Linked DNA regions of Homo sapiens: region 2 is linked to region 1. The links are chromatin loops, found by intact Hi-C in ENCODE. Cell type or tissue: PC-3. All regions are shown on one strand. Links, peaks and the distances in the headings refer to the core of each region. The heading gives the core; the rest is flanking DNA. Region 1 has its middle 23 kb from the start of GALNTL5. Region 2 overlaps KMT2C (lysine methyltransferase 2C).

Evidence for each region. Hi-C counts contacts between places; a loop is a spot of excess contacts. Peaks named below come from ENCODE experiments on the same cell type or tissue, not always from the same donor. Only the 100,000 strongest peaks of a DNase experiment are listed, where the experiment ranks them.
Region 2: a loop joins it to region 1, with 13 times the contacts of the local background. A loop is called at or near these places in 9 of 110 quality-filtered maps.

Annotation. Positions count from the first base shown.
Region 1 is chr7:151,928,670-151,938,081 of GRCh38, reverse strand. No RefSeq gene overlaps it. Among named protein-coding and RNA genes, the nearest start is that of GALNTL5, 23 kb to the left of the region's middle. RefSeq lists enhancers at 4,609-4,658, 4,679-4,778. In PC-3, for the core only: a CTCF peak has its summit at 4,644 (motif pointing right); DNase peaks (open chromatin) are centred at 4,681 and 5,501; H3K4me3 peaks cover 942 bases.
Region 2 is chr7:152,141,957-152,151,368 of GRCh38, reverse strand. KMT2C (lysine methyltransferase 2C) reads left to right here. Exons shown (of 59, transcript NM_170606.3): 51 at 362-469; 52 at 2,217-3,336; 53 at 4,634-4,770; 54 at 6,074-6,216; 55 at 6,488-6,656. Among named protein-coding and RNA genes, the nearest start is that of GALNT11, 120 kb to the right of the region's middle. In PC-3, for the core only: a CTCF peak has its summit at 5,196 (motif pointing right); no DNase peak of the experiment used is centred there.

The DNA of each region.
Region 1 (9,412 bases), core at 968-8,967:
GCCTATCTCAGCTTTCGACATGCCTTCCTCACTTAGCTTAATTACTTCTACCTTTTGATTTAAAGTCAGAGGCCTGTGACTCTCCTTTTCACTTGAACACTTAGAGGCCATTGCAGGGTTATTAATTGTCCTAATTTCAATCCCCAGGGAACAGGGATGCACAAGATGAGGGAGACAGACAGAGGAATGGCCAGCTGGTGGACCAATTAGAACACATACAACATTTATCAATTAAGTTCACTGTCTTATATGGGACCCCCAAAACAACTACAGTAGTAACATCAAAGACCACTGATCACAGATCATCACAATGATATAATAATGAAAAAGTTTTAGATACTGCAAGAATTACCAAAATATGACACAGAGACATAAACTGAGCATGTGCTGTTGGAAAAATGACACCAACAGACTTGCTCAAAGCAGGGCTGCCACAAACCTTCTATTTGTAAGAAATGCAACATCTGGGAAGTGCCATAAAGCCAAGCATGTTGAATAAAAGCCTGAATTAACTTTGTCAGTGGGCCACTAGTTGACCAGAAATTTTTCATTCTGATGTACTAAAAATCATCTTCCTTTTTTTTTTTGCTTACAGCTTGTGTTTTGAAATTTTAAGAGGTCCTTCCCCACCCTTGGATCGCAAGGAAGTGTGTCATCACCATATTCTGTTAACTTATCATTTTACTGTTCATATTCGGTATTGGCTTCATTTTGAATAGTCCTATGTATGTGATGTTGGTTTTTTACCCCTGCAGACACTGAAATGACTTCTAAATATCCACAAGTAACTCGTCCTTTCCCCACTGATTCCTGGGCTGTCTTTATCATGTAATGATTCCCATGTAATATAGTCTCTCTCTGGGCTCCCTCTCCTGTTCCCCTGGTCTGTGTGTCTGTCCTTGGTTTTGTGTTGTATCTTAATTCCTAGTTGAGCAAGTTTGACTTAGCATTTCATGGATTTTTATACTTCCATAAAAAATTTAAATCAGGGCCAGGCGCAGTGGCTCATGCCTATAATCCCAGCACTTTGCGAGGCTGAGGCGGGCGGACCACTTGAGGTCAGGAGTTCGAGACCAGCCTAGCCAACATGGCGAAACCCCGTCTCTACTAAAAATACAAAAATAAGCTGAGCTTGGTGGCACATGTCTGTAGTTCCAGTTACTTAGGAGGCTGAGGCAGGAGAATCACTTGAACCTGGGAAGCAGAAGTTGCAGTGAGCTGAGATCACACCACTGCCCTCCAGCCTGGGTGACAGAGTGAGACTGTCTCAAAAAAAACCCCAAAAAACAAAAAACAATTAAGTCAGGTTTTCAAAGTCCTTAATAGGATGGTTGAAATTCTGATGGGAAATCTGAGTAGCATAAAGGCATTCTAAGTGGGGAAATGATAGGCGTGAAGGTAGGAAAAATGAGTAAGTCAAGGTTAAGGCACGTGACCCATTTTTGATGAAGCTAAAGGTATCGAGGTATCTTAACATCACCAAGTTCTTTCTCTTTTCACAGTTTAACAAAGTTAAGATCAAGGTATCAGTTATACTTTTATTGTATAAAAGCACATAAGATGACCTATATCCTTTACTCATGCCAAGAAAACTACCTGCTTTACCCACTCTGCTCTTGATGCGCTGTTTAAAAAGCAGTTTCACTTCCATAGCAACACATTCGTTTCCTTTCCACTTCCTGTAATACTTGCTAACTTTCACTTCTGGTTTGTTTTGACTCCTCTATTTTGGAAGTCATTTCGTTTTCAAGTAAAGTAAACATGAACAACTCTAAAATACAACTTATACCTCTGTGTCTTAGTCGAAACAATACAAACACCCTAGCACTTTTCATCTTTAATTCAACTAGACGTTCACTACCAGATGGCATACTAGGCCCGTTGAGTTTTGCATTACTTAGTTCCTTAAAAATAAAAGGAGAGAGGCTGGGGCCGGTAGCTCATGCCTGTAATCCCAGCATTTTGGGAGGCTGAGGCGGGTGGATCACTTGAGGTCAGGAGTTCGAGACCAGCCTGGTCAACATGGCAAAACCCCATCTCTACTAAAAATACAAAAATTAGCTGGACGTGGTGGCACATGCCTGTAATCCAGCTACTTGGGAGGCTGAGGCACGAGAATTGCTTGAACCCGGGAAGCAGAAGTTGCAGTGAGCCGAGATCATGTCACTGAACTCCAGCCTGGGCGACAGAGCGAGACTCCATCTCAAAAACAAACAAACACACACACACACACACACACACACACACACACACACACACACACAACAGGGAGAAATAAAAGCAAAGTGCTCAGGTCAGGCTCTGGTCAAACCAGGGCAAAACAGACAGCTCCCCAGGGAGCTCAGGAGGAATTCCCAGCTCCTGCAGGGCTGAGCAGAGAGACCAGCTGGAGAATACACTTCCTTTTCCCTCTTCTTGTCTTCCACCTGGCCCTTATTTCCATTTCTGCTTTGTCTCCAGGCAGGTGCACACTCCACCTTTTCTCATTGATGTGATGGTCCCCACTCCTCTGTCCTGCCAGATTTAGGTCAGCTGTTCTGAGCACACGGCAAAGCAGCTTTAGACTCCTGCACTGTCGAAAAACACTCGCTGAGCCTGAGTAATTGCAAGGAAAACGGATGCATGCTGTCAGATCCTCCACTGCTATTTTCTCACACTGAAGTCTATTTTTCTTAGGTATCTAGATACCTTTAATTTCCATTTCTCTCACTCCTTTCTTGCCATCTGTTCATTTTATTATTGTTCCTTATTTATACATTAACATTAAATATACTCTTTTGAACGTATAATAATGACTTTCATAATTAAAACATTTAAATGGCTTATTCCTTCTTTCTTCGAACTATTTTTATCTACTTATTTATTTTGAGATGGAGTTTTACTCTGTTGCCCAGGCTGGAGTGCTGTGGTGCGATCTTCGCTCACTGCAACCTCTGCATCCTGGGTTCAAGTGATTCTCATGCCTCAGCATCCCAAGTCGCGGGATTACAGGCATGTGCCACCATGCCCAGCTAATTTTTGTATTTTTAGTAGAGACAGAGTTTTGCCATGTTGGCCAGGCTGGTCTCGAACTCCTGACCTCAGGTGATCTGCCTGCCTCAGCCTCCCAAAGTGCCGGGATTACAGGCATGAGCCACCGCACCCAGCCTCTTTCTTCTGATCTTCGTTCTCAGCTCTCACCAAACTGGCTTAGAGACTTCACTAGGAAGATGTGTCCTCCGCCATCCCAGAATTCTACAGGTAAGTCTTTCACCATCTTTATAGCCCAGTGGTCAAATAGCAGCTCGGGATCAGACAGGTGAGGCTGCATCAGTTTCACTTCCGCTCTGCAGTTCATTATCTGTGTGGCCTTGGGCAGCGTCCGGGACTTCTCTGATTTCCTGTAAACCAGGCTTGCTAATGCTGCCCCCATAAGATTGTTGTCATTTTAAAACAAGAAAATTCAGGCAATTCGTGTAACCTGGTGCTTGGCACATGGTGAAGGCTCGATTAATGGTGGCTACTGCTCCTTCCACCTGGCTGCCCACTGGGAGGACAGATGACAGGAAAGGAAAGAGCTCTGCTGACGGTCGGAAGGTAACGTAGTACCATCCTCTATGAGCAGTAAAGCTGAAGAAGCCCAGTATAATGAGCCAGCACTCCCCTTTTAGGATATTCTAGAAAAGTTCCCATATACAGACAAGGAGGCAAGGCCAAGTGTGTTCACCACAGCATTGTTTGTTATGAGGAAAAATGGAAATAACCTAAATGTCCCAGAATAAGAGAACTGGTAAATATGTTGTGATATTTATACAACCAATAGCATACAGAAGAGGAAAATGAATGAAACAGAAACACAAGGAAAAACTTCAAAAGTATAATATTGTGGGAGAAAAACAGATTGCAGAATAATACATGCAGTGTGACAGTAACTTCTTATAAAATTTCAAACATATAAAACAGCAGTGTGCATTGTATTGGCACACATACATGTAGAGAAGTATAAACATATGTATGGGAGTAATACAGATAAATTCAGAACCATGATTACTTTAGGGAGAGGATATATTTAGGGACCCTCAACTGTATCTATTTTACCTTTTTAAAGGATCTGAAGTAAATGTGGGGCAAAATGTTAAGATCTGATAAAGCTGGTTTGTGGGTGCATGGGTATTTTTATATTATTCTCTATATACATTTAAAAAGTCTGTAATATTTCATAACAAAAAAACTAATGGTCTTACATGTTGAAATAGTACTCACAGAAATTAATTCCTTATAACCTATAACATTCTTCATTGTATCTATTAAATATGATTGGTTTTGGCGGGGGGGCGGGGGGGCCGTGGTTCACACCTGTAATCCCAGCACTTTGGGAGGCCGAGGCAGGTGGAGTCAGGAGTTTGAGACCAGCCTGACCAACATGGTGAAACCCTGTCTCTACTAAAAATACAAAAATCAGCTGGGTGTGGTAGTGGGCGCCTGTAATCCCAGCTACTCAGGAGGCTGAGGCCGGAGAATCACTTGAACCCAGGAAGCGGAGGCTGCAGTGAGCCGAGATCACACCACTGCACTCCAGCCTGGGCAACAGAGCAAGCCTCTGTTAAAAAAAAAAAAAAAGACTGGTGTCTTTTATTTCATAGATGGTCCACAAGAGGGAGATCTAGAATAATTATGTGTAAGGAGAACAGCCTCCTAGGGCTTGTCGGGAGTGCTATGGAAACCAGGTGTCATCGGACAGTCCTACCGCCCTCTGGCAGGAGAGGCGATGCCCCTACCCCTTGTTCCCAAACCTACACAACAACTCCTTACGGCAAAGAGGACACATCACAGGGCGCAGTGACAATCTGAACCGTGTTGTGTTTTCTTGTTTTGTTTTGTTTGAGACGGAGTCTCGCTCTGTCGCCAGGCTGGAGTGCAGTGGCGCGATCTTGGCTCAGTGGAACCTCCGCCTCCCGGGTTCACGCCATTCTCCTGCCTCAGCCTCCCGAGTAGCTGGGATTACAGGCGCCCGCCACCACGCCCGGCTAATTTTTATATTTTTAGTAGAGACGGGGTTTCACCATGTTAGCCAGGATGGTCTCGATCTCTTGACCTTGTGATCCGCCCGTCTCTGCCTCCCAAAGTGCTGGGATTACAGGCGTGAGCCACCGCACCCGGCCTGAACAGTGTTTTAAAAAACACAATGTAACAAATTGTTGGCAGAGTAAGTAACACCCAGCAGCTAGAGGAAGGGAGTTGAGAGTGCAGGCAAACAGGCGCGACCCACGGGTGTCCCTGGCACCTATGGCGGGTGCTCCCTCCATTCCTTTGGGACGCTTCCTAAGGCGCTGTTTTTCTTGTTATTCTGTACACTTGATTCCCTCGAATTCTCAGGAAAATGCTGCCAGCGGCCAATTCACCAGTAAAGAGCTTTTATTACACAATCATATAATAAATATGACCTCAGAGCTGGCTTTTATCCAGGCTAATGCCCACAGAGAGGGGACCGTGTTCTGGCCACCTTTGGAGACTGGGCTTCCTATTGAGGGTTGGGAGCCTTCTCCTAAAGAACTAATCAACCAGAAACCAGAAGTGAGTCTTAGAAAACAGCAGGCACCACCCCTCTGATGTCATCTTTGAAAGAACCAAGAAAATCTTGCCTTTCAAGGATAGAGCTCTCTCCAGTGCAGCTCACAGGAAATTAAGCACTACGTTTCAATGAAGACGGGAGTGAGTGTAAATTCTGATTTCACCACCTACTAATTGCATGCCCTTGGGGAAGCGAATTAGCCTTGTTAAGTCTATTTCCTTTCTTTGTAAAACTAGGAAAATATTACTTACATCATGTGCAAGTTGCTCTAAGAGTGAAATGGACACTAGTAGAGTGGCACATTTCTTGATTCATTTTTAAGAACTGACGGTATACCAGGTCAAGAATTTGCTCCGCTCACACCTGTAATCCCAGCACTTTGGGAGGCAGAGGCAGGCGGATCACGAGGTCAGGAGATCGAGACCGTCCTGGCTAACACAGTGAAACCCCGTCTCTACTAAAAAAAATACAAAAAATTAGCCGGGCTTGGTGGCGGGCGCCTGTAGTCCCAGCTACTCGGGAGGCTGAGGCAGGAGAATGGCGTGAACCCGGGAGGCGGAGCTTGCAGTGAGCTGAGATCGCGCCACTGCACTCCAGCCTGGGCGACAGGGTGAGACTCTGTCTCAAAACAACAACAACAACAAAAAGAATTTGCTCCATAAATGTTAGTTTGTTTTTCCTTTCCCCTAAACAAGGGAGAAAGGAATTAGTTTCATGATGGCTGTCCTGTAGAAGAGATGATGAAAGGCTTTTGCGTTCATATTGGTGCCCCATCACTAACATTATTTGGAGAAAGATATTTCTTTGTATATATGTGTATACAAATATACAGTTATACAAATATACATTGTATGCAAATAACACACATATAAATATATGTTAGGTGTGTGTATGTTTATTATACTATACTCTGGTTTCCAAAAGGGATTTGCATCACTTTAAGAAAAAAAACAAGATAGTTAAAAATCATGCAGTCATTTAAATACTTTTATTCTCTGCTGGTGGGAGTGCCAATCAGCACAACATTTCTGAAATGCATTTTGTTATATCAAGAGTCTTAAAATGTTTATTTCGGACACTTCTAGAAATTTATTCTAAGTAAATATTAAAAATCAAAGGAAACTATGTTTTAAAATAGTTTATTACAAACATTATTTTAACAACAAAATTTGGAAACTTCCCATATGCTTAACAGTGAAGAGAAAAGGTAAATAAATAATTGGAAATGCTATAATATCCAGTGAAAAATCAGGAAATACACAAAAATTGTGTATACAGTATGATTGCAACTATGTATAGCTGTAGAGACACACACACAAAAAGACTGGAAATTATCACCTATAATTTCACCATTTCTTTGTGTGATTCAGTATTTTCAAATTTTGGAAGGTTACTTTCATAAAAGAAAATATAAACATAATATTAAAACAACAATAAAAAATAGTTTCTTTGAGAGAGGTAAGAAAAGATCAATGCCTTCCCAGATGTTGATCCCCCAGCCTGTTTCAGACGTCATCCTGTTTGAGCTAACCGCGGCATCTGACGCTGCAGACCATTCCTGCTTCCAGGAATCCTTTTCCAGTGATGTCTGCAGCCCTTGGCTGTGCGTGAAGAGTGCTGTGATTGATTGATAATGCCTGACATGGGCAACGGAGAGCAGGAGTGGGGCCATGTGCTCTACGCACTTGCCATCTTTGTTCTACGTTTCCCTTGATAATTGCCCTCATTCCCATGGCATCGCTTCTCATGCTCATGCCAATGATTCAAGCCTACATCCCTCTCTCACCTCCTTACCCACCTATTCCACTCCATCTAGTCTTGCTATCAGTCGTCTTGAACTTCACAGGTACAAACTGAACTTTCTTCCTTTTCTCTTCCTACTCAGAAACTTCCCCCTTTTCTCTCTTCCCCCATTATGTCAGTACTCACCTGGTTTTTAAAGGTCAAAACCTTTAAAGGTAAAACCTTGCATCATTCTTATCTTTTTCCATCTTTTCCTCCCAACCCACTGAGTCATGGAGCCCTAGGTGTGACCTCAGAAATATGGAGCTGCCCTGGTCCGGCCTGCGTTGCTTCCACGTCCACCTATTCCAGCAGCTGCCAAACTGGCTTCTCCCTGTTTCTGTCCTCCTCCACTTTTGTTGCCAGGGTTATGGTGTCATCGTCGAAGTAGAGACTCATTTGCCTGCCTGAAGACCTCTGTTGCCACCCTTGGCCGGCTGCTGGTTCACCGACTGCACTTCCCCCGTGCCCGCCTCACCACCTGCTCCCTTGTCCCGCATTGTGGTGGCTCGTGTGCCCGGCTGGGTGCCTTTCTGCCTGCAGGGCCTCTTGTCCTCCTATCCCAGATTTAGTTCAGAGGCCTCTTCTTGGAAATGCCGCCCCAGTGTCCACAGTTGGACGTCCTCTGTGTCCTGCTGGGTGTTCCCTGCAGTCCCCCATTACCTGGGCTGGTGTCTGTGGCTCCTCCAGGAGGCACCCGTGACCCCACCACCTCGGGAGCCCACGGGGCTGACAGCCTGCTCCTAAAAACATGTTGCTGAGGTCAGGTGCGGTGGCTCACGCCTGTAATCCCAGCACTTTGGGAGGCCAAGGCAGGTGGATCATGAGGTCAGGAGTTTGAGACCAGTCTGGCCAATATGGTGAAACCCCGTCTATATTAAAAATACAAAAATTAGCCAGGCATGGTGGCACACACCTGTCATCCCAGCTACTCAGGAGGCTGAGGCAGGAGAATTGCTTGAACCCGGGAGGCGGAGGTTGCAGTGAGCCAAGATCGCGCCACTGTGCTCCAGCCTGGGTGACAGAGGAAAACTCTATCTCAAAAAACAAAACAAAATAAAACAACAACAGCAACAAATGTTGCTGAGTGAATGAATGAGAACAGAGGGGGTTAGATATTTTCACCAGAACCTGAGAAAAGACTGTCTTTGTATTTGAGCATTCCATGTGTACGATATTCCTGGTAGTTATGAAAGATCAGAAGCAGAAGGGATTACACAGTTCTCATTGTCTATTCCCGTATTAGATCTTTAGGAGGAAGAACTGTTTTGGGCCCTAGGGCCCAGTGGCATTTGCTCATTTGAATCCCCTTGTCCAACACCCTCGCCCCAAGCTCCGGGGCCAGCCTGAGGAAGGACACACCGGGAGGTGTGCGTGATGATGACAGGGATAAAAACACCAGTCCTGGCTGAGTGGTGTGGTAGCTCATGTCTGTAATCCCAGCACTTTGAGAGGCCGAGGTAGGGGGATCACTTGAGGTCAGGAGTTTGAGATCAGCCTGGCCAACATTGTGAAACCCCGTCTCCACTAAAAATACAAAAATTAACCAGCTGTGGTGGTGTGTGCCTGTAATCCCAACTACTCGGGAGGCTGAGGCAGGAGAATCGCTTGAACCCAGGAGGCAGAGGTTGCAGTGAGCCGAGATGGTGCCACTGCACTCCAGCCTGGGTGACAGAGCGAGACTCCATCTCAAAAAACAAAAATAAAAACAAAACACTGTTCCTTGTGTTTTAGTCCCTGTCCAGAGGATCCCTGAGATCCCAGCGTCCAAACACCTCCCTCCACCTGATGGGGCCCCAGGGTGGCACAAACGATCTCCTTGGCAGTCCTTGAAGCTTCCTGGGAGCTGCTAGGAGGTGATGGGTGGCAGGTGGCAGGTGGCGATATCGTCCCTCCCCTCTGCCATTTCCCTCCACGCCCCACCCCTCCTGTAGATGACCACTTTGCCCCAGCTCAGAAATGCACCTCTGGTGTAAATTTACATTATTTTTATTGCAATAGTACTTTAAATACACAAATGCAAAGTACTTTAAGTATGTGAAAGGTTGAACTCCTTGTACTTAACTAGGAAAACATATG
Region 2 (9,412 bases), core at 772-8,771, 210 kb before region 1:
ATCAGAGAGAGACACCACTTATGGTGGTGTGATGGACACATGTTCCTGGTGATGGCACCAGCGTATATCAGATGTGCTTGGGCTGAACACCAAAGAGCTACAACAGGCTGTTAAAGGGAATATTATGAGGACTACGTATTTTTAAATAGAGTGAACCGTGGACCACATAGTTTGGTTTTATACATGTATTTTTTCCCTAGCTAAATTATCACATGCTAAATATTGGAACATAGTTTCCTTTCTACTATTAAGATAAAGAACCACTGTCACTTTTGAATATAACATAAAAATAATGTATAGATCCTGTTTTTATTAAATTTTGACTTGTTGAGATTCCCACACATTTCTCTTTGCTTTTCAGGATTCCCGAGAAAGCACCAAGAGGGTAGAGAAGGACATTGTCTTCTGTAGTAATAACTGCTTTATTCTTTATTCATCAACTGCACAAGCGAAAAACTCAGAAAACAAGGTGAGATTAGGATAATCTCAGCTGATAACAATGTGTAACGAGTGACTTCTGTGTTCTGGGCATATGGGAGTGAATAAAGATGTGTCCCTGCCTTCATGGAGCTCTGTGTGGGGAATCCAAAGCAGGTGCTGACCCGGCAGAGGAGGAGAGGGTGTAGGGAGCCTTGAGTCGTGCTACTCTTTCAACTTAGTTATTTGACAGAAGTGGGCAGAGTTATGTTTTAAAAGTTCAGTAAACAGAACACTAATATTAAAATCTTTAATTTTACCAGTTTAATTTTTTTTTGAGATGGAGTCTCATTCTGGTCCCACAGGCTGAAGGGCATTGGCACCTCTTGGCTCACTGCAGACTCTGCCTCCCAATTCAAGCAATTCTCCTGCCTTAGCCTCCTGAGTAGCTGGGATTACAGGTGCGTGCCACCACGCCCAGCTAATTTTTGTAGTTTAGTAGAGATGGGGTTTCACCATGTTGGCCAGGCTGGTCTCAAACTCCTGACCTCGTGATCCGCCCACCTCAGCCTCTCAAAGTGCTGGGATTACAGGTGTGAGCCACTGCGCCCGGCCGTAAATATCTTAATATTTTAAAATCATTTTTATTGATGTTACCCCAATAGGAAAACCTGTTTAAAGATAAAATTTAAGACTATTTGTGCATTTTAAGAGAAAACACTTTGCTCACAGTATGGTGAAAGAGGTCTGCTTTACTTGATTTTATGTAATTTGAGTGTGTCCAACTAATGGTTGATACAAATGATATGTTTATAATCATGTTTTGAAGGAAGCTTTTCCTGTACAGTAATACTGCCAGTCATTCCTCCATCCAGGTTATTGCTCTGGTATGTCTTTCACAGAAGAACATTCTGAAGACTTATTTTTAACAGGTAGTTGTTTGTAGTATGCCTGTAATAAAATCTAGGCTAGATGACAAATAAATTTAGATCTTAAAATACATCAGCCTAAATGCAAGAAGGATTTTTTTTTTCACCAGATAGTTTAAGTTGGTGTGCAGTCCCTGCCTGATTTGGTATAAGGCATGTCTTTTTTCAGATACCTTGTCAGGATTGGGGCATGTGAAAAGAGGGCAGCCTGTGGGTTGGTGTTTATTAGTTTATGATACTCTGTACCATAAAGTAAATAAGCTATTGGAGATTTCCCCTCAGCTCAACTGTTTCAGCAGCCGGATCAGAGCTGAGAAGCCTCAGAGAAAAGTTAGTATGATTCATTTGTTGACAGGGGCTCCTTCCCTTTCTGTAACATTTACACCAATTGATTAAGGCTGAGATTAACAGATGTGAATTTTAGAGTGGAGATAAGCTCTCAAGAAACGATGCTGCAGCGTTCTTATTTGGTTAAACAAAAAACACTGTTCCATTGTACAAATTATATTAGCTCTTCTGACAGCATTGTGAGTGTGTGTGTGTTTTTTCTTTTTCTGGTTTTAATATAGTTAGAAAGGGGATTGTCCCAGAAAGTGTAAGAGCAGAATATTCTCCAGAATTATGGCTTTGTGGAAAAGGCCTCGAAAGGACGCGGCACAGCTGCCATCACCCGCTCTCTATCCCTGTGCACCTTAGAGCATGGTCAGCTTCTGCGGTGCATGAGCCCCCAGCACTTACTGCTGACTCTCCCTCTGCCCCTCAGGTCACCCATCCTCTTCAGTCATACTGCTCAGCTTCTTGTCTTAACAAGAATTGCTTTCCGGGCTTGTGAATTATTTTTCTTTGTCATGGTTTCTTTATGTTGCCCAGGAATCCATTCCTTCATTGCCACAATCACCTATGAGAGAAACGCCTTCCAAAGCATTTCATCAGTACAGCAACAACATCTCCACTTTGGATGTGCACTGTCTCCCCCAGCTCCCAGAGAAAGCTTCTCCCCCTGCCTCACCACCCATCGCCTTCCCTCCTGCTTTTGAAGCAGCCCAAGTCGAGGCCAAGCCAGATGAGCTGAAGGTGACAGTCAAGCTGAAGCCTCGGCTAAGAGCTGTCCATGGTGGGTTTGAAGATTGCAGGCCGCTCAATAAAAAATGGAGAGGAATGAAATGGAAGAAGTGGAGCATTCATATTGTAATCCCTAAGGGGACATTTAAACCACCTTGTGAGGATGAAATAGATGAATTTCTAAAGAAATTGGGCACTTCCCTTAAACCTGATCCTGTGCCCAAAGACTATCGGAAATGTTGCTTTTGTCATGAAGAAGGTGATGGATTGACAGATGGACCAGCAAGGCTACTCAACCTTGACTTGGATCTGTGGGTCCACTTGAACTGCGCTCTGTGGTCCACGGAGGTCTATGAGACTCAGGCTGGTGCCTTAATAAATGTGGAGCTAGCTCTGAGGAGAGGCCTACAAATGAAATGTGTCTTCTGTCACAAGACGGGTGCCACTAGTGGATGCCACAGATTTCGATGCACCAACATTTATCACTTCACTTGCGCCATTAAAGCACAATGCATGTTTTTTAAGGACAAAACTATGCTTTGCCCCATGCACAAACCAAAGGGAATTCATGAGCAAGAATTAAGTTACTTTGCAGTCTTCAGGAGGGTCTATGTTCAGCGTGATGAGGTGCGACAGATTGCTAGCATCGTGCAACGAGGAGAACGGGACCATACCTTTCGCGTGGGTAGCCTCATCTTCCACACAATTGGTCAGCTGCTTCCACAGCAGATGCAAGCATTCCATTCTCCTAAAGCACTCTTCCCTGTGGGCTATGAAGCCAGCCGGCTGTACTGGAGCACTCGCTATGCCAATAGGCGCTGCCGCTACCTGTGCTCCATTGAGGAGAAGGATGGGCGCCCAGTGTTTGTCATCAGGATTGTGGAACAAGGCCATGAAGACCTGGTTCTAAGTGACATCTCACCTAAAGGTAACGTCTGCCGTTCACATGCTGTGCAGTGCTACTTACTCTGATGTCAGGCTAATGAATGTATTTTGTCAATTTTCCATGTTTGTCTCATGTTAGTTTTATATTTTATAATGTGTATTTTTCATTTACAAATGCCAATGTTTGTGTTCTCACACCTTGCTCTCTTTGCTATACAGTTGTCTAAACACTTTCATAATCAATATATCTTTGAACATACGAGTTGGTGAGGTAAATCCGAGAATGATTTGTAGATAAAGGTTGCCTGTCATTTGCATTGGGGACCTCCTTTTTCTTTTTCTTTTTCTTTTTTTTTTTTTTTTTTTTTGAGACGGAGTTTCTCTTTTGTTGCACAGGCTGGACTGCAATGGCGCGATCTCAGTTCCCTGCAACCTCCGCCTCCTGGGTTCAAGTGATTCTCCTGCCTCAGCCTCCCGAGTAGCTGGGATTACAGGCTTGCGCTACCATGCCCGGCTAATTTTTATATTTTTAGTAGTTTTTAATTTTGTATTTTTAGTATTTTAGGGTTTCAGCATGTTGGCCAGGCTGGGCTCAAACTCCTGACCTCAGGTGATCCACCTGCCTCAGCCACCCAAAGTGCTGGGATTACAGGTGTGAGCCACCGTACCTGGCAGGGACCCCCTTTTTCTTAAAGTCAGTTTCTAGAAGGCAGGAATGACATCTAAATCATACTGTATACATTGTCATAAGACAATGTATAGGAACATCAGATATTACGTAAGTTTAGAGATGGAAATTAAACACTTAGTTTGGACCTCCATGGTTAAGTCTAGATTGTCACTTTTGCTTATGTAGAAAGTACACAAACAAAAGTATGTGGAGCTGCTTTCTTAAGTTTAGCACTTAAAAAAAAAAAGTCTGAAAATACTCTAAAGATAATTCCAAAGAAAATATCAATTTAACATTTTAATTTAAATCTGAGGGGAAAGGAACATAGCTATAGACATTACCAATTAGACTAATCATTTTAAAATCTGGTATGTTATATGGCCACTATGAAAGTAAATGAACTGTTTGCATGAATTTCAGTTACATTAAGTTTTTTCACTTTAATGTCCTTAATCTATTATTTTCCCCAAAATTTAGGTCTTTAAAAAAAATTGCTGCCATTTAATAAACAGGTTCATTAGATTATTACCAAACAGATTTATTAGATTATTGCCCAACAGGATTTATTTGGAAATTAGTAAATCCTTGTGAGTGGTTATTCTTCATTTTGCTCTTGTTTTTTATACTGTATCCTATTTCCTATAAAAATTATGTTTTTGTCCCTGTGTAGGTGTCTGGGATAAGATTTTGGAGCCTGTGGCATGTGTGAGAAAAAAGTCTGAAATGCTCCAGCTTTTCCCAGCGTATTTAAAAGGAGAGGATCTGTTTGGCCTGACCGTCTCTGCAGTGGCACGCATAGCGGAATCAGTGAGTGTCTTGGTCAGGCTTTGAGATTGGAATTGCTTTCCTGATTCAGTGTGACCACTTGAACACATGCTGTAACATTTGTGGCACTCTTCAGAAAGTGACTGAGCCTGTGCATTAACCCGTTTCTCTTAGAGGAATAAGGCATTGGTGATTAATCGGGAGAGCTCAGCCGTGTTGGTATTCACCCAGTTGAGGTAGTTAACCAACTTCAGGTTCTCTTCCAGGCTGGAGGCAAGCAGGGGTGAAGGACACCAGGCTTGTCACATCTTCTGGGTGTGCTGGATGGGTGAGGACACTCTCCTCTTCCCTTGCCTTTCTGAAGTTTCTCCCACCTCAGAATGTCAGTGTGCCCATTTCCTGACACTTGGGTATTTATGGCCACTCTCCTGCCCTCTTCCTAGGATGAAGTCACTAGAGGGCAGTAGATCGCAGCAGCACTGATTTCTGTCCTCTCTTGACATTTCTTTGCTTAAAAGATTACAAGCCTGTTTGTCAGTGAGTCTAACTGAACCATATCTACACAATAGTTTTAGAAAATTGTATGATTCTAAGGCATTGTTTTCAAGAATAAAAATATCATTGGTGTGTTTTCTTTGGACAGGCAGAGGAAACCCCAAAAGCCACTGAGTAATGTGCCTAATTGTTTTCTTTGGAATCGCCCTGCCTAAATGATACTTATCTTTTATGACTACAGAGAAATAAATTTCACAAGCAATGTATTCCAGAAAAGACCTTTAACATGTAAATGACTTTGAGTAAAGCTTGAGTTAACACCTATGCTTTATGCTCCCAGGACATGGAGAGCGATAACCTCATCACATCAGAGTCAAATTGAAAGGAGTGAGAAACGATCAAGAAAGAAACCATATAGATGATTTTTTAACTGTTTTTAATTGTAAAATTCCAGACAGAGATATAAAAGTTGGCATTAATACAGGGGAAAGAACTCAATGCGAATCATTACATGCCCTGTGTTTGTGGGTATTGTGTGTTTCAGTCAGGCCCTGAAATCACACAAGCGTGTATATTGGTCAGCCAGTGTTTGTTGCATGGGCTAATCTTTTTCTTCAAGGAGCATTTGGCAGGGTTTACCTAAGTTTGGCTTTGAAACTGAATTTGCATACTCATATTTAAGTAGATCTACCTGCAGGCCAATAGTGTTAACATAAGCTAGAAGACCATTTTATTATCGGGGAAAACGCTGATGAGTTATTTCTGTCGTGGGCCATCCTTTGACCAGCTTGAGATTGTCTGTAGTCTCCATCAGATGGGGTGACTTTGTGTCTGCTTTGCTTCTTTTCAGCTTCCTGGGGTTGAGGCATGTGAAAATTATACCTTCCGATACGGCCGAAATCCTCTCATGGAACTTCCTCTTGCCGTTAACCCCACAGGTTGTGCCCGTTCTGAACCTAAAATGAGTGCCCATGTCAAGAGGTTTGTGTTAAGGTATTTTGTTTTAACTTCACATAGTACAGCCCAGGGTTTCTAGGCGTATTAGTGGTTTCCTGTGCTTGATTTGTCTGCTGCTTACAAACCCTGCTGTCTGGCTGTGTATGTGCCCAACTACATAAGAGAACTCGCCGTGTGTCTCTGCTAGGCAGCTTTCCATGTATGTTTCTGTCAGTAAGAATCTGAATTAACCTGGTTTTGGGCATTACTCAGAGGTATCTTCAGTTTTCCTTGTATTTTTTTCCTGTTGATATGCCATTGTCTGCAGGCCTCACACCTTAAACAGCACCAGCACCTCAAAGTCATTTCAGAGCACAGTCACTGGAGAACTGAACGCACCTTATAGTAAACAGTTTGTTCACTCCAAGTCATCGCAGTACCGGAAGATGAAAACTGAATGGAAATCCAATGTGTATCTGGCACGGTCTCGGATTCAGGTGAAGAAATACTTTGTGTACAGGAAGTGGAGAGACAGGGTGGAGTCTAGCAATCTGAAGCTATTGATGTCCAGTATGTGAAAATGATTTCACATAGCTGCAGGGACAGAAACGTGTTTTCAAAATCGTATCAAATCCTGTCCCTTGGTAACACTAGGGATTTAATATGTAGTCTTGGGACTTGGTGATTGGCTTCCCCAAAGGGAAAGCAGACCAGTGGAATCCACATCTTTGCATCTTGTTGAGAGCTCCTGGGAGGCAGGTAGCATTGTAATTTGCACACACTGGATTTGTGGAGTGCTCAGTAGAGCTGTTTCAAGCACTTGAGAGAAATACAAATGAAAATATTTTCCAAAGGTACACCAATTTTGGAAGTTACCTTATCTTTTGGAAGCTACCGTTTCATGAAATCAGTGCATGTTTTTTGGTAGACTGTGGACTATCTTACAAGTAAGGCCGTGTATAGGCTAAGCATTTAAGTTTACACCTATAGTCCATACTTCCTGAGCTGCAGACCCAAATATCCAAATGCCTGTTCAGCATTTTTCTCCTTGGATGTCTCAGAATGGAATTACAAAGCTCTTACTTTGTCAAACTTGTCCAGCTCCTAAACCCCGCCATCCTACAAGCTCCTTGCTGAGTGATGTTACCGTTTGTGTACATTGGCCTCAGTACTGCCAGATTAAACCTAAAGCATCATCGAGTTCTGTTTTCTCCTAAAAATTCTCTCAGATCCACTCTTAGGTTTACCAGCCCTATCTTGAGCCACATATCACTTGCCTGTACCACTGCAGGCCTGGCTGTCTCCTCCCATCCAGTTCCCTCTCAGCAGCCAGCAAAGTATCTTTACCCTATAAACTGGATCAGCGTTCCTTTGTCTATACTCATTCAGATTCTTGTTCCTTTGTTGGAACCCTTTTACTCCTCACTAGAAGTTTGTAGGATCTTCTCTTTATTGATATTTGGACATTTCACAGAACTACACCTCAGTGGAGGTCTTTTTGTTGATTGCTTTCCTCCCTTGATGAGCCCTTTCAACCTGGAGCATCGTGACCTTCCGTCTGAGAAATGTGTTTTGTATTCATTCTTTTGCAAGTTCTGCCCCTCTGTTTCCTCTGTGTTTGCACTAAAACCCCTGAGATTCAGGATCTCACAGTGTGGACCTGAGACTAGAAGCAGCAGTGTCACCTGGGAGCTTGTTAGGATGTGCAGGTTCGGGGGCCCCAGCCCAGCCTCACTGAATCCAGCTCTGGAGGTGGGGCCTCCTGGATGATTCTCATGCATGTCAGAGAGTAATTTCTGTCTTATATCCTTTCTCCCCTTCTGTTCTTTGTTTCCTTGTCTCTCTGTTCTTTCTGAGACTTCCTCTACTTTATCTGCTAATCTTTCTTGTCTATTTTTAGAGATTAGCTACGAGCCCTTTCTGCTCTTGATCTTGTTTGATATTTTGTTTTTACATTATGAGTGGAGTATCTGTGTTTTCTCTGCTGTTGCCCCTCTCTGTTGAGCCTCTCTCGGATTCTGTGGGTGAATTAGTGCTTTGCCTCTACTCCTTCCAGTTCTAGCTTTCCCCTGCTAAGTCAATTACTTTTCATTTTAAATAGTCCATTCACTCTTATACCCATTCGTGTTCTCGAGGAGTGTGCTTTTACTGTGATTTTAGTGGGTATCTTAACTGTGTTCAACCTGTCACCTTTAACCTGAAGCATTTTTGAGAGCTCTGGTTTCTGTCTCTTTACTTATTTCATCCTGCCACCCTCCCATCTGTCCACCTCCCTGGGGATCCCGTGGATGATCTAATATGTATCCTGTTTTTCTGTGCTAATATCTTAGAACTATATACACTTTTATGTACATATATAAAAATGGAATCATGTTATATTTATTTTTCTCCGTCTTCCTTTTCTCTGTAATAATCAGAGGTCCCTCTCGATCAACTGACGTAGCTTCATTTCATTCTTTTGAATGGTTACCTGATGTTCCATAGTGTTGATGAACTGCAGTTAAACCATTGCATTACTGATGAGTGTGTATTTGATTTATAATTTTTCTCATAACAAACAGTGTTGCTATATCTTGTACAAATATCACAATGAATTAATAGTTTCACTCCTATGGGGTATATTCCCAAACGTGAGGTTTCTGTGTAAAAGCGTGTGTACTTTTCATTTAAATAGATATTGCCAGTTTTCTAAAAAGTCTCTTACTGCACACTTCTTCCTGCAGCATGTGAGACTGTTTTCTTGTTTCCCATTTGTAGCTGGTGTTACTATTTTTTTGTTTAGTTGGTCTGATAAATATAGACTGATGTTACCTTAATTGAATAGGCAGCTTTTCATGTCCGCCATTTGGATTTGCTTTCATAGGAATTGCGTATTCATATCCTTTGTCCATTTTTCAATTTTTAGCAGTTTACACTATTCAGAATTTTCCCCTACAAAATATCCTTTGCCTACCAGCAAGTGTGACATCTTTTTTCTTGTAAAAGTTACTGTTTATATAAACAAACATACATAATTTTCTGTTGCATCTAGTCTTGGTCAAGACCCTAGATTATATACGGATTCTAGAGGTTTTCTTGCATAACATTTTTAAAATACAATTTCGCTTTCTTCCATTGGATAACCAGTTGTTGAAGGGCCATTTAGAAGTAACCCACTCATTTTTAACTGATTTTCTTTCTTCTTCTTTGAGACAGGGTCTCACTGTGTCGCCCAGGCTGGAGTGCGGTGGCACAATCTCAGCTCACTGCAGCT